Regions from separate parts of the Mus musculus genome. Here region 1 is linked to region 2. The links are chromatin loops, found by intact Hi-C in ENCODE. Cell type or tissue: left cerebral cortex. All regions are shown on one strand. Links, peaks and the distances in the headings refer to the core of each region. The heading gives the core; the rest is flanking DNA.

Region 1 (8,349 bases), core at 46-8,045, 380 kb before region 2:
TTCCACCCAGTCACAGAGGCCAGAGATATCTCTAACTAGCCCTTGTGTGACTTGAATGGAAAAATGCAAGTTTTCCAATATTTACTAACTTTTCCATACGGCTCACTCAGTATCCAAAACATTTCCCTTCTTCTTCTATAACACCCAAAGTAGTGTGAGAATAGAGTCTCAGGCGTTGCCACATTACATTTGAATAACTCTGACGGTAATCATTCTAGGCAAGGGAGAACACAAGTGTTGTTCCACAATTTTACTTCAATACAAGCTCCTTATTTCCTCATACACTTCTACTTTCTTACCACCAGATGGCGCTCTGAGTCTAGCTAGCCAATAATCACACAAACCACATTTAATTGCATTTTACTTACAGGAGATAATCTCTTCCTAAAAGTTAAGATTCAGTCATTCCTTAGAATCCCAAACATTCACTCATTTGCACATTTTTCCTATTAATTTCTTTGGCAATAAAAGGTATGAATGGGATTCTTCACAGAGCTATTTCCTAGTATAGTAATAATACCTACTATGATTGTTACTAACTTCTATCATATAGAAAACGCCAAATAATCATTATGTATTAATAGTAATTTTGTATTACATATATAACTGAAATTTTTACCATATTTAAAGCTTGGTGCTCTCTATATCATATTTAAGTCTTCAGATCAGAATGTAAACAATGCAACAGTTGGCCGACCTAGAGGTAAAGATTTAAGAACCATGATTGCTAACCATAGGTTCAGATCTATTTAAAGGAGGTCAAATCTGACGAAGAAAAAAATACCAGGACATGAGAACATTGTCGGATCAGTGGAATGGAAAGAGGCTCTTCGGCAAGGGAGATTGCCATGGTACAACTGAAAAGTTGGCTGAAAATACCAAAGAGATCATTTGTTTTGTTTTGTTTTCTAGGGTCATAATCAAGAAGATGTTGAATGGATGAGAGTGATGGACACTAGGAAATATTCTAGGAACGTAAAATGAATTGATGGAAGTTGGGTTATTAGTAAATGGCGCAAGGACATAGGCAATTCTGTAATGATGGCATCACTTATGTTGAAATAAGCCTCTGTGTGATGAATAAAGGGAAACAAGAAAGACAACGGACTCAAGAATGGGAGCTGGGTTATATAAAAAGGCTCTTGTAGATAGCGAAGGAATACTGAGCGTGTCTTTAGACTAAGAAAGGTCATCCAAATCACAGCGCCCCCAATGGAGGAGCTAGAGAAAGTACCCAAGGAGCTAAAGGGATCTGCAATCCTATAGGTGGAACAACATTATGAACTAACCAGTACCCCGGAGCTCTTGACTCTAGCTGCATATGTATCAAAAGATGGCCTAGTCGGCCATCACTGGAAAGAGAGGCCCATTGGTCAGGCAAACTTTATATGCCCCAGTACAGGGGAACGCCAGGGCCAAAAAATGGGAATGGGTGGGTAGGGGAGTGGGGGGGGGACTTTTGGGATAGCATTGGAAATGTAAATGAAATAAATACCTAATTTTAAAAAAAGACCTATAAAGGGAAGTAGACACAATTTAAAAAAAGAAAAAAAGAAAAAGAAAAAGAAAGGTGATCCAAAAAAGAAAATTGACATTACCATATAATAGAAAGGGGATATACAGTATTAACAATTTTGAATTCTTAGACTTACAGAATTTTAACTTGGATCACAAATTCTTTGACAAGACTATAGGAAACTGCTATTGTTATCAGTTATCTGTGTGAGGATAAGAAGATATACCCATAGTTGGAAAATAAAATAATGTGTTACATATGAAAACTTCATGTATAATTTTACCAAGGACTACTATTGGTAAATTCACCCCATTGGTATGCTCAATTGAAATATATACCTGATCATTTCTTTCTTTGTACTTCAACTGGAAAAGTTATTAAATGAAGTGATTCCATTAATTTCTGGTAGTAGGAATTAATTAGAATCAACTCATAAGGAAAAATAACTAAGCTAATTAAAGTATAGATTTATTTCTATATTTTACACTAGAAAAATACATAGTACTATGTAAAATGATAATAGATATTATATACTTGAATATTTCTTAATGGGTATATTTTTTAAAAAGCCTACACAAGAATCATATATAAATATTTTTAAGCTTTGTGTGAGAATGATGTCGAGTAAAATTCTATGAATATTGGGAATAGGGAAGGCAAGTTAGATGGTAGCCTTCTGATAATCATAACATAAACCCCTCTTAAAGCTATATAATTAGAGAATCAATGTTATAATAATTATTCAAATATACAAATGTTTTAAATTAAGGAGTATCACTAGAAATTTCCACATAGCCTATATCATGTCTTGACAATATTTCTCCATGCATTCCTTTCTTTATTAACAAGTTTTCTCCCCTTTTCTAGTGCACTTTCTACAATGTCATATTTTTTCATCTTTAGTTTTAAAATATGATATATAGCATATCATATTTGTGCTCCTTGTGTTGCAAACATTTCATATACATATGTAAGGTGAGAGCGATAAAAAAAATGATGAGAGAGGGTTTAAAGTTATAAGTAAAACATATCATTGAGTAAAGAGAATATAGGCCTTTTCTGACAGCTCGTGTGAGCGACATTCGTGTGACCGTTATTTTATTTTCAATTACGTGGATAATCTATGTGGGCATGATTAAACACTGTCAGGTTTTAACTTTGGTATTCTGGGTATGCAAAGATATTGTAATCATGTATCATAGCCAGTGATCATTCTGTCTGACTGAATTGGCCAATTCTAGAAGGAAACTCATATCCTAGCACACTTTGGACAGAAAGTCACGTGCAGGACAGGGGGTGATTATTTTAGACTGTGTCACATGCAGTGGCATATATAACACAATATATATTAAACCAAGATTACACCTGGATGTATATGACCACATCAGTAAAATTCTTTCTAAAATGGCTGCATACCTTACCCAGCAGACAATCTCTGGCAGCAAACATCCAGAGTATCTGGCTGTTATAAACTTTATGCTTCTTTTATTATTATTATTACATAATTTTATTTACATTTCAAATGTTATCCCCTTTCCTAGTTTCCCCTCCGAAACACCCCCCATTGCTTCCCTCCTCTCCCTGCTCATCAACCCACCCACTCCTGCTTCCTGGCCCTGGCATTCTCCTGTACTTGGGAATAGAGCCTTCATACCTTATTGATGACCAACTAGACCATCCTCTGCTACATATGGAGCTGCAGCCATGAGTTCCACCATGTGTTTTCTTTGGTAGGTTGTTTAGTCCCAGGGAGTTCTGGGGGTACTGTTTTGTTCACGTTTGAAGTTCCTCCTACTGGGCTGCAAACTCCTTCAACTCCTTGGGTTCTTGTCAGGCCTAGATGTCAAACTTGTTTTTGGAAATGTGTCACTTGGTGTTGGCCACTCCACAGTCACTTATTCTGACCAGTTTTGTATCTCTGGAATAGTCTCCACCTTTGGCAAAAGGAAGACTTTGGAAGAGTATTAAGTGCTACACTCATCAATTAATCATGTATAAATTAATGGTTTCTGAGAAAAGACCAACAGCTTCCTGTAGGGATGAGTTGGCCCAGAGGTTGCCTTATCTATTCCAAGTGGGAATCCTGAACACATGTACCTAACAGTGACACGAAATAGACTCACGTGTGTGTATGTGTGTGTGTGTGTGTGTGTGTGTGTGTTTGATGTATCATTATGGCTAACATGTAATAATATTTAAAGAAGGAATTATTAATTTGGTAGGAGACACAAGAGGTTGAAAGAGAAGAGGAGTAATTTTCATACAATTTCTCACGTTTGAAGTTCTAAAAAAAAAAATTACATACCTCTTAGCCAGAGATGATTTATAAAATTTTACACATCCTTTAGAGGGAACATTCCACACTTAAAACATTTCAAGGCAATAACTGTATTAACTTTCATTAAGCTGGGCATCATTCCAGTGAGCACTGAATCTAAGTTTTTTTATATATCATTTTGCGTGTGTAAATAATATAGCACTAATGATATTTTGTAAATATTTGTCCATCTATATGATTGGAAAATTCCAAGAGGTTATTAGACTATCTCAAATGGAATTTGAAAAAAAAACTCAAAAAATAAGCCACTGAAGACACAAACTCTTAACAGTTAAAGGAATGTGTGTGAACAGCCACAGAGAGCCTTGCTGGTTGAGGGGAAATTTGCATCTTCACAATAAGTGTTATATGAAAAGCAGAGCCCTTTTCACATGCTAGCTCAGCTATTGAAGTTATTCTTATCTCCTATCTGGACTACTGCCTAGTAAGAATAGGAAATTCTTCATTCATTTTACCAATTATATCTGCCATGTGCAGGCAATGCAGAGCCTTGGCGAACATTCAGACAGCCTGCGGATTGAATTTGTTGGTAGAGGACACTCAGCATTGTTCAGCAGTGCAGGAAGCTGGGCTGGCTTTAATAATACATGAGGGCTGCTTTGGACGATTTTTCAGGCTCTTGTGTTGACTGCATGCATGCTGCTATGAGCCATGAAGTCTGCCCACTTCAGGCTCTGTTAAGAAAAGAAACTCAGCACAGAAGGCTTGTGGAAATTTGTGTTTTATTGGCCAGATCAACCTCTCCAAATCAAACCTATTTTAAAATTGAAAGCATAACATTGGCCAAACATTTATTTGAGCTTCATAGATTCATGTCTTTGCAACATTCGATGTGGAAATATTGTAAAGTGTATAGGTCCAGTCCTTAGAATTTTGTCAAATAGTAAAACACTTGTTTTACAGAGGGGGTACATTAAAAAATGTAGACATGATGAGATTCTTTTCTTTAGATTCAATAAAAATCCAGTGAGTGTGTCATCTGTAATATTAAACTGCATATATAATGATGCATTCATTTTAGTTTCTTTGTTTGAATTTATATCTAGTGCTGAGAAGTATTTATGTAGAAGACAAAGGACTTCAACCACTGAATTAAAAATCATTATAGGTTCTTTATATCATACACAGTCTGATGTCTGTGTGTCTGTCTATGTTTCTGTCTGTTTTTCTGTCTGTCTCTATTTCTCTCTGTCTCTGTCTCTCTGTCTCTCTGTCTCTCTGTCTCTCTCTGTCTCTCTGTCTCTCTGTCTCTCTGTCTCTCTCTCTCTCTCTCTCTCTCTCTCTCTCACACACACACACACACACACACACAGAGGGGGTGAAAGATAGGGGATTCTTCTAATCCATTTAAATGAGTCATGTAGATTGTGGACCCTAATATTTAGCCAAAGATATGACATGTAAGTAAAAATGACAAAAGAAAAATATTGTAGTGTACAAACAAAACTTACAATGGGTTCATAAACCATAGCTCATCTTCTAATGTTTAATTTTTGCAAAAAGCTTTAACAGAATAATGCTATATCTAAATTCTTTAAGAAATACCTGGACAACAGACTGTACTCAATACTACAAGAATATCAGAGAGGTGGAAATAGCATACACACTCACTCACAAACACACATACACACACACAAACACACACACGGAGTCTTAGTTCTGAGCAAAATGTCCTGGTTGGAACTGAGGCCACTGAGTAAAACTACTTAGTTCCATTCTTTCTTTTGTCCAGACAAGTTGCACAATTTGTCAGTGAGTGCATCAGCTTGGGGCCCTCCCATTCTTCTCCCCCCCCCCCGACCCCCCAGGCAGCCTACATTTCACACTCTTCTCCATATCCTCTATCCAGGCTCCTTAATGGTCCAGCTACCTGCCTCCAAAAGCAAAGAGCAGTGTCATAATCACCATCATGATTGATGGCGCATAGAGTGACAAGTCTACAGAACAAGGAGCTTTGAGGACAATGGCTTCATCTTGAAAAGTGAAGTGTATACTAAGCCTTTGATCTGAAAATGTGTCCCACTGCAATCACACCTTCTAAAGCTTCACAAGTGTCAAAATCATAATATCTTCGGATCTTTTGGGGCAATTGAGTTTTGCCAATAAAGTACATAGGTTTGATTTTAACTTTCTTGTAAATTAAACAACAGCATCATGTTTAGACTTCACTAGTATATGCTAAAGGAAGCAAATCAGTAGCCTGGCAATCAACAATCAGAAAGACCAGAGAATAGACTCCTGTCGACCATGGCTAATTCGGGATATTTTGATTAAATTCCCTGCAGTGTAAATGCTAGCTCTGACAAGGCAGCATTCTCCTTGGCTTATGTAGGTCAAACAATGACTTAATTGCTCTATAAAGATGTCAGTATAAATTGAATTACTTCTCAGTTATGTAGTGAATTTACTAGACATGGGGGCAGAGGGACTTTACATGAAACAGTAATTTAATTACCTTCCTGGAACCGAAGGTATAGCTTGAGTTCATGCTAATTGTCATATTGTAATGACTTTTCTCTGTTTTTTTCTTTTCTTTAAAACTGAAGGACTTTTTTTTAATATGCCTCAGTGTTTTCTCTTCTTAAAAGAAGTGTTACAATATAAGCCTACACATATATTATTACACAATTAAGTTACTCTAGATAGTCTGTTAGTTTTCAGTCATGGAACATATAAAGTTAGGTTGCATTGTTTCGTGTTTTCTTATTAAATGTCACAGTTAAAAAGGTACAGATCAGTGAAAACTCTTGGAAATGGGTTCTTAGAGTCCCTTAACTACACTGTCCATTTGTTTGCTATGGCCCTTCCGGTTGTTAGCTTTCACGTAAGTTTCTTTTGTCTCCTGGAATTTTTACACATCAGTAATTGGAAATTAATTTTCATCTCCAAAGCTTAATTCCTCTGCTATATATACCATATTCCATGCGAAGGCCGAGTTACTGTTGATTCATTGTGTTTAATCCAAACAGCACAATTTCAATTCCTTTAAGCTTTGACTTCTTTTATTATATTTTCCTGTCTCTGTTTTTATATATAATAGGCACTTTAAGTTAGAAGATCTGCTTCTTCCATTAGTGAGAAAAGACACATCATAATTTCCTCAAGAAAACTTTGAAGTGTTTGGATTCCTCTCCCTCCTGGTATAATCTCTTTCCATGGTACTGTTTCTGTTTGAGGTTGTTTATCTCTGAATGCTGGACACAGGGCTTCTCTCCCATAAGGTCTCAGTACCGTGTCTGTTGTCTTTCTCCAGTTTAATGCCTGGTCTTAGTACTTTTTACACATTATTTTATCCTGATGATTATGATGAAATCTATGTGATGAAATTGTTCCTGTTTAGAAAAGAAAAGTACCCATAGGGTTCTGTTTTCCTCTTTTTTTTAAAGTCATTTCACAGTAACAACTCAATTCTGTAGGGTACGACAGAGACACAGAATAAAGAATGCAACAACAAAGATGTTAACACATTTTACAAGTTAACTCAAAGAAATTAGCAACATCTCCTAGGACTTCATGACTCATTCTTTAAAATAGTGCAACCCTGCTTCTGTCTCCTCTCTCTCGCAGCTTTGGAGGGTTCCCTGAAGTATGTGCACATACCTCAAATACCTTGAAATATGTGAACTTGGAGTATTAGCTATGTTGGTTTATATATTAAGTAAAATTGGCAAAACTAGATGAAGTCTATGGAGAAAAAGAATCCCTTGATTTCTTCATATCTGGATTTATTCGGAATTCATGAAATCTTATTAGGAATTTTTATCTTCACTCTATTCAAACGACACTTGATACATTAAAGGCCTTTCAAGGTATTTGTGTTGTATGGATTGAGCAATTTCTCCAGACCTTAGAACCAGCAATGAGTAAGGTTTTTATAACTACTTCAGGGTTTTCTAAGGCCATAAAGCAAGCAATAAAGTCCAACATAAGCTCTTAAGTACTCTTAAAAAGTTGCATCATGTGGCTGAAGTATCAGCATTGGTCTCTGACCACCTTCTCTGTGCTTAGGACACTCTGCTCCTTAGCTGCTGGATCTGCAGGCTGAATCTGCCCACTATGGAAGATAAAATAGAGTTTTATAATATTGTCCTATGGACATTAGTAGAATCTCCATTCTAAATACAGAGTGCATAAGTGGGAACATCTAAGTTATTGAAATTTCAGGAGCTCAAATGTGATGTTCAATATCTTCAGAGAAAATATATTGAGACTAAAGAAACTGAAGAGATTATTCATGAATACATTAATCTTAAATATTGATGTTTTCAAAGAGAAGTATTGGAATATAATTTTTCCTAGATGACTTTTCCCTAGAATAGCATTACATATTCATTATGATTTTCTGGTAAATGACTAGAATTTTATAAAGGAACTTAGGAGAGAAAAGGAAAGATAACTGAACCAGGGAATAAGACAAGGAAGAGAGATGGGGAGAGACAGACACACAAAGATTGAAAAAGGCCTTGTACTCAAACTTGCAAATCACTTTGTTGAT
Region 2 (8,349 bases), core at 243-8,242:
CTGGCGGTTCCTCAGAAAATTGGACATAGTACTACCGGAGGATCCAGCAATACCTCTCCTGGGCATATATCCAGAAGATGCCCCAACTGGTAAGAAGGACACATGCTCCACTATGTTCATAGCAGCGTTATTTATAATAGCCAGAAGCTGGAAAGAACCCAGATGCCCCTCAACAGAGGAATGGATACAGAAAATGTGGTACATCTACACAATGGAGTACTACTCAGCTGTTAAAAAGAATGAATTTATGAAATTCCTAGCCAAATGGATGGACCTGGAGGGCATCATCCTGAGTGAGGTAACACATTCACAAAGGAACTCACACAATATGTACTCACTGATAAGTGGATATTAGCCCAAAACCTAGGATACCCAAGATATAAGATACAATTTCCTAAACACATGAAACTCAAGAAAAATGAAGACTGAAGTGTGGACACTATACCCCTCCTCAGAAGTGGGAACAAAACACCCTTAGAATGAGTTACAGAGACAAAGTTTGGAGCTGAGATGAAAGGATGGACCATGTAGAGACTGCCTTATCCAGGGATCCACCCCATAATCAGCATCCAAAAGCTGACACCATTGCATACACTAGCAAGATTTTATCGAAAGGACCCAGATGTAGCTGTCTCTTGTGAGACTATGCCGGGGCCTAGCAAACACAGAAGTGGATGCCCAGTCAGCTAATGGATGGATCACAGGGCTCCCAATGGAGGAGCTAGAGAAAGTACCCAAGGAGCTAAAGGGATCTGCAACCCTATAGGTGGATCAACATTATGAACTAACCAGTACCCCGGAGCTCTTGACTCTAGCTGCATATGTATCAAAGGATGGCCTAGTCGGCCATCACTGGAAAAAGAGGCCCATTGGACACACAAACTTTATATGCCCCAGAACAGGGGACCGCCCGGGCCAAAAAGGGGGAGTGGGCGGGTAGGGGAGTGGGGGTGGGTGGGTATGGGGGACTTTTGGTATAGCATTGGAAATGTAAATGAGCTAAATACCTAATAAAAAATGAAAAGAAAAAAAAAAAGACCCCACTCAGAAACACATCTCCTCCAACAAGGACATACATACCTCCTCCGACAACAACACACCTCCTATCCTGCCCAAACTGTTCATCAACTGGGGATTAAGCAAGCAAACATTCAACTCCCAAATTTTCTTCCAGATATTACTTAATGTTGTCATATTGACCAGTAAATTTTGTTCCACTTAAATGGTTTTGTCTTTATGTGTTTGTTTTGGGTTGGTGTGCTCTGTTTTGAGACAGGATCTTTTGTAGTCTAGTCCACCCAAGAGGTCATTCTGTATACCAGGATGGTCTTCCAACTTTCGGCCATCTGCCTCTGCCTCCTAAGTGCCAAGGTGTTGTGTTTAAGTCAGTTCCATTTAAGTACCTTAAATTAGTAGACTTTATCACTGCAAAGCACTTACATGAACAGACATTAACTGATACTATGAGTCAAATTTTGGCATCCTAAAGATTGCTGAACACACAACTAACAGTATAATTTGTTTCCACTGGCAGCCAGTTATTACTAATGATTAAACAGATAAATGTTTCCACAAATTAATGATTATTAAATTTATAGCCATTAACTACCATAACTTCACTGAGAATAAAAAAAAAGAAAACTCCTTCTGCTGAAACAAGTTTATTGATAAAATCAGGTCTCTTGCTTTCCTGCTATGCTCTGAAAAAGTTTGACTCCGTTTACTTAAAAAGTAATTAAATAGAGCAACCCAGTATGTACAACTTATACCTGCATGCTTGTACAACATTGCTAAGAATTTCTATGTTTATAAAAATATAAACTCATAGCACTGCAAATTTAACTTCTGTGTGGATTAAGTAAGACAAGCTTCAAGTCTTCCTACATTCTGATCCTTTCTCTACCCTCAGTTCCTGTCCAAAGTACTAATCCAGACAGTCGCTTAAACTGTACATCATTTGTAAGTCTAATGTTATACAATTTAACAAGGTGGTAGATATTTATAATAAAGAGTTGTAACTCGATTCAACAATCATCCTATTTTACTTGGGCCATATAATAGATATTCTAGTAACATAATGCTTCACTATATCAACCAACTAGCAGAGTTAAAATATGGTCCCATGGGAAACCGACCAAATTTAGTGTGAAATCGAATACAACAGTCAGGGCCACTCCTTGAGCTGAGCATTTTGAGACCATTGTGGTCTGTGACAGAAGGTGAAAGAGAGAACCTTTTTCCCTTCCAAAATTGTTACACTCCCACCAACAAGCAAAGTAAGTAAGTTTTAAACATATGTAAATTGGGGCACCCTTGACACCAGGACATCACAAACTGTCTGCTCACTTAACAAGGCTTTAGAAAGCTCTCTTCAGGCAGTACATCAGCACTTGATACAGAGTGGTGCACAGTGTCTGAGGAGGATTAAAATCAGTTTTGTCACTAAACCCTCTTTGTTATTTTTTCCTTTCTTCAACAAAAATCGTTTATTCCCTCCTAAGATGTCCTCTGAATTTTCCACTGATGTTCCTTATCATTAGTCGTTCAAATTACAAAGATTAGGTAGGAGTTTACTTAGCACCCATTTGCACTTCCGAATTTCAGAATAGAGAGAAGAAAAGAAGGGAAGAGATGGATGGAGAGAAAGGAAAGGAGGATTGGGGCAGGGAAGGGGGGGAGAATGTCAGAAAGGAAGGCAGAAAGACAGGGAGCACAGTGACACCGTTCCTGTCCCTTCATTTCAGAGAAAAAGATGACTTACAGTCAGCGTATCAACAATATCAAAGGAGTTTGGGAAGCCTGCCTCCATATCACCAGGAAATGTCAACAGTTTAAAATTAATCAACAGACTCAATCTTGAAACAATGTTATTTATATCAAACTAATACGGTTTAACTTTAAAATTAGGACAGTCTTTTGAATACCCTTTGACTCTTGATGTCTGCTTTTCCTTTCGATAACGGAAGTTGTGTTATCTGTGTCCTGAGACAGACAAATGTCTAGAATTCCCCCTATGTTTCATGTGAATCAGCTTTCCCATTGATCAGAATGATTACGCTTCTACACGAGAACTGGCTTTGATTTTTTAAATTTAAATTCTTTAAAATTTCTAATAGTTACTGGTAATTTGTAATTAGCTAAAGGTTCACATCAAAATGTCTGATGATATTGTAAGAGAATCAGCTATTGATTTTTGAATTCTTGCAAATCCATGGGAAGTTTTAGGACCTTATTTTCCAAAATACAGGGGAGAGGGAAGAAAAATTACACGAAGTAATGCTTTAGTGTTCACTGCAGTTGTGGCTGGTTGACGCCTATGGAATAACTCTCCTTAAATACAATGTAGAGACTTAAATGTGTTATGCATATGTATGCATGCATGAGTATAAAATCAGGGATTGCTTACTTCCACGTGAAAGCGTATATTTATTAGAAAGCAGAGGAAATCCTGATTCTTAGACATGAGATTTCTGTACCTTGTTTATCACTCCTGCTTATGAAGAGCTCTGCTTGTCCAAACGACTGCCCTCTAGTGGAAACCGTGCAGTTTGCAGCTGAAACTTCTAAGGAACAGATGTTTGCCTGCAAGCAGTCTCTCTCTGTAGCCTCTCTCTTGGAACAAGTATTTTTTTTCCACATATATTATTATGTCCAGTGTAAAACCAACAAGATTTCATAGATCACAATAGCCTATTTCTCGCACCATTAAAAATAGACTTGTTTCTACGAATAAACATTTGGTTTGGACAAAATTGTATTTTCCCTACTGAAAAGTTTTATTTTTAAGAGATAAATTATTTCTCTTTTCATATGTAACTAAATTATAATTAAAGTGTTTAGTTGTCAAAACTTTGAATACCTGTTATGAAACCCATACTTGGAAAGTATACTGCAAAAATACCCATTGTGCTGATATATTAAAGAGTAATTTCTTCCTTTCCTCAAAAAATAGAATAGGTTCTTTATGCAGGTTTTGTGGCTATCAACTGTGTATTAGTTAATGATATTCCTTGGCAACGTATATAAAGTGCCTTGAGACAATTTATCCTTTGCAAGGAAAATCCTATTAGACTAAGAAAAACACCTGCTTGCTTAGGGAATCTCAGTTTCACATTGTCCCTTGACACAGTGTTTAAAAATTCAGCAAATAGTTTCACTAAACTTCACTCTTAGGATCCAGATGACAAATGCACTTCTCTTTAGGCATGCCGGTGTGTTCCAGAGACATTGTGAGAGATTCGGTTTTCATACTCATGTACTGGGAAAGAAAGTGCCAAGAGAATTTTCTTTTTTTTTTTTTTTAATTAAAAACATTTTCATTTTATTACTTATTTACTTTTTTTTTCCATTTTTTATTAGGTATTTAGCTCATTTACATTTCCAATGCTATACCAAAAGTCCCCCATATCCACCCACCCCCACTCCCCTGCCCACCCACTCCCCCTTTTTGGCCCTGGTGTTCCCCTGTACTGGGGCATATAAAGTTTGCAAGTCCAATGGGCCTCTCTTTCCAGTGATGGCCGACTAGGCCATCTTTTGATACATATGCAGCTAGAGTCAAGAGCTCCGGGGTACTGGTTAGTTCATAATGTTGTTCCACCTATAGGGTTGCAGATCCCTTTAGCTCCTTGGCTACTTTCTCTAGCTCCTCCATTGGGAGCCCTATGATCCATCCATTAGCTGACTGTGAGCATCCACTTCTGTGTTTGCTAGGCCCCGGCATAGTCTCACAAGAGACAGCTACATCTGGGTCCTTTCAATAAAATCTTGCTAGTGGAGAATTTTCTTTTTGAATTCTATAAACCTTTATCCCGTAGAATGATCACAATGCCGCCACCTGAGTTCCTGCACATGCTGACATCATTTCTTTAATTAGTGGTCACTAAGAAGCCTGAGGCATAAAATTGTTCAATGTACATGGATAAAATTCCACCTGGCATTTCACACAAGAACAAATCCAACTGGCCAGTTCATTGTTGTTGTTGTTGTTGCTGCTGTTTTGGTTTTTTTTAAAAGACTTATTTATTTATTTTATTTATATGAGTACACTGTCACTGCCTTCAGACACTCCAGAAGAGGGCATTGTATTACAGATGGTTGTGATCCACCATGTGGTTGCTGAGAACTGAACTCAGGACCTCTGGAAAAGCAGTCAGTGCCATTAACTACTGAGCCATCTCCCCAGCTCCCCAACTGGTCAGTTCTAATTGTGAGCTCCAAGGGAACTACAGTGATGTTTGGTTGTCCAACAGTATGCCTTTCTTGGCTGTTTGTACAATGAATGCATCGATCAGTTCAGAAAACATGGTAGCTGTCCTTTTACACATTATTTGAAGTTACAGGCTTGACTTGGCTATAAAGAACTTATACAGCATTCATTTTTTTTCACTAATAAACATAACCTTTGTGGTAGTCACGGGCTTTTTTTCCCTGAGGCTAGATTATATAGGTCATCCTTCCTTTGTATGGAGCTAAGCAAGGTTTCTCTTTTCTTCTTTCATTGATAAAAAAAATGTTGAATTTTGCTATGTTAAGTCACAGTGTAAGAATTCTCTTCTGCAACAGGGGAACTCATCACTGTCTTATGTGTAGCAGGAAAAATTCTTCCCTGTTCCTTCCGTTTGACTATATTTTGAAAAATATATTTTTGCCAAGCCACCTATAAATTCTCTCAACTGAATCTTAGATCAAGACTCTTACATTGAAGCCACATGAAAGTGAAATTTAATTCTATCCAAACTAAATTAAGTCAATATGACTCATGTTCCAATCATGCATGTTAGCATTTTTAGACTTTTGTAGAGTAAAATACCTTGTGATGATAATTTGGGTGTGAATACCTTCAGAGTATTCATTTATTCACAATCACCAAGTAGAAAAATCATTAATTTAGTTCTAAGCACCTTCATATACATCAGAACTTAATGGCCTACTTTATTAAGTATATAATCTTTAGAATGCTGGACTTGGAAGGTTTTTTTAATTACTGTTTATAGACTCAAGGAAATTATAGCTAAAGGAATGAGTGTTGGTTTCACACAGGATATAGAGCTCAAAATAACATTTCTAAGGAGAGAGTTAAAATATTGGCAGCTGATAGTATTTGCTATAAATTAGGACTTGTGATATTAGGAATATAATTTTATATTAAATGTAATTTACAAAGCTTAACAGTGTTCAGCATTGACTTTTTCTGTTATGAGAAAATAAATTAATAAATATGTCCAATTTCTATCTTGTCCCAGCAGGACAATAGGTCTCTTAGGCTCTTCTGCCTAGAATTTAATTAGCTGACATTTCCTTATGACGCCCATGTACAGAATGCCTTACGATAATGCATACAGAGGTCTTAGGTACCGGCCAAGAGCATAGGTTCTGAAATACAAATTGCTGGGCTGAAGAATCCAACTCCACATTTTAAAAATTATCTATCTTCCAATATCGTAGTAAGCCTAATTCGTAAATGTCTTATAAAATATGTAAAAGGTAATTTTTAAAATTCCCAACAAAGCAAAAGCACTTGGTAACTTGTAGGTATTGTTCACATGCGCAAAATTGTAGATTTTTCAGATGGGGAAGTTGCAACACAGTAAATGTCTTCCAATTGTCAGATTCCAGGTATAAGAAAAAGTCAGAATTTAGACCCAGGAATTCTGTAATTATTCTTCCAAACACTACACTACACCACGTCATCATGAATCACTAATGATGGTCTTTGGACTAGTAACTTTGGAGCCATCCAGGTCAAGGTTAGAATCTAAGACTTTTGATCCCAATGTTGAGATTAGAATAGAGCGATGTATTATTGATGACATTAGTATACTCCTCTGTAAGATTAAGCACATTCTCAAAGTGCAGCACAAACCACCGCGGAAATTCGATTTACATCTACCTTAATGTGTAGGTTCCACCCAAAAGTACCTGCCAATCCATCACACAACCTGGCCGAAATTGCCTACTTTTGAGAAGAGGGTGTTTTCATTGGAACAGGTTAATTATTCTCTGCTTCTACAGTAATGCCCTTTGTTTCTGTTGGCCTTTGTGGAAGAAATAAGAGTATTGTTGTTAAATTTAACTGCAATTCACAACCTAGAACTTTTTAGTTGGGGGTTGAAGAGATGACTCAGTGGTTAAGAGCACTGACTGCTCTTCCAAAGGTCCTGAGTTCAAATCCCAGCAACCACATGGTGGCTGCAAACCATCTGTAATGAGATCTGATGTCCTCTTCTGGGGTGTCTGAAGATAGCTATGGCGTACTTACATAAAGTAAATAAATGAATTTTTTTTTAAAGAACATTTTAGCTGAGTTTTCAGTTTATTGTACAACTATTTTAGTAAAGAACAGAAAATACTATGGTTAAATGTTTGTTTTCTCTGATTATTATCTTTGCAGATATAAATTGCTTCATGGATTGTTTTTTAATTTCTATGTAGAAGAAGTGGCAAACCATAGGTATATAGATGTAGAGCTGACCATCAGAGCGTTACATAGAAGGATGGATGGATGAATAGATGAGTGGGTGGATGGATGAATGTAGATATAAAGAAACAACAAATTATTTTCAGAAATACTCATAAAACACAATATTTGATAGCAACAACCAAATGTAATAAGTTCCTTTTAACACTTCTGTTTCATACTACAAAGCCAAATATCTTAATATCTCCAGGGTTTCAGTTTGTTTTTTGTTTTGTTTTGTTTTTTTGTCCCTTGCTTATTCTATCATGGTCAATATTCACACACACACACACACACAAAATTATGTTCATTTAAAATAAACTATTGGGACCTCTGCAACTTGTACATAAATCATTTCTGAAGGCCTCAACAGAAGACACAAACTCTTTCACAAGAGAAGTAGAGACCACACCCGACAAAGGAAGTTGCATGCCCCACGTAAGCTAAGCCGGTCTTTCTCCAGACTGTAGACCTCAGTGGGCAATGAGTCAAGAGGCATGAGTGTGAGAGAGTGGTGAGGAGTCAGCGTGGGCATCATGGTGGGAAGCTGGCTAACCCAGGGAGAAGATAGCGCTCTGGGACCACTCCCTTGAGTGATCTGGGGGTTTTAGTTTAGCTCGTGGGCCCTTTAATCATTATACACTGCGAACATTTCTATGGTTGGATTTTTCTGTTTCTTTGCATTAACTCAAAACTCTTTCAAACCATCCTAACATTTTCATTCTAAAGGGATTCACGTGCACTCATTTTCATCACGTGCCATGTTTATATTTAATCAATGAGATTTATAATGCGTTAGGATTAGGGAAAAAATCACCTTCAGTTTATTCTTAAAGTTTCTACTTGGGCTTTAATGGTTTGCATGACCACAATGACTGTCAGGAGTTGAT

What was found. Hi-C counts contacts between places; a loop is a spot of excess contacts. Peaks named below come from ENCODE experiments on the same cell type or tissue, not always from the same donor. Only the 100,000 strongest peaks of a DNase experiment are listed, where the experiment ranks them.
Region 1: it touches region 2 in a loop (4-fold over the local background); 6 of 42 quality-filtered maps call a loop at or near these places.

Annotation. Positions count from the first base shown.
Region 1 is chr16:72,217,914-72,226,262 of GRCm38, forward strand. It overlaps a transcript of Robo1 not described here. Among named protein-coding and RNA genes, the nearest start is that of 8030451O07Rik, 12 kb to the right of the region's middle. In left cerebral cortex, for the core only: a CTCF peak has its summit at 293 (motif pointing right); DNase peaks (open chromatin) are centred at 301 and 4,379.
Region 2 is chr16:72,601,735-72,610,083 of GRCm38, forward strand. It overlaps a transcript of Robo1 not described here. Among named protein-coding and RNA genes, the nearest start is that of Gm29908, 57 kb to the right of the region's middle. In left cerebral cortex, for the core only: a CTCF peak has its summit at 3,534 (motif pointing left); a DNase peak (open chromatin) is centred at 3,537.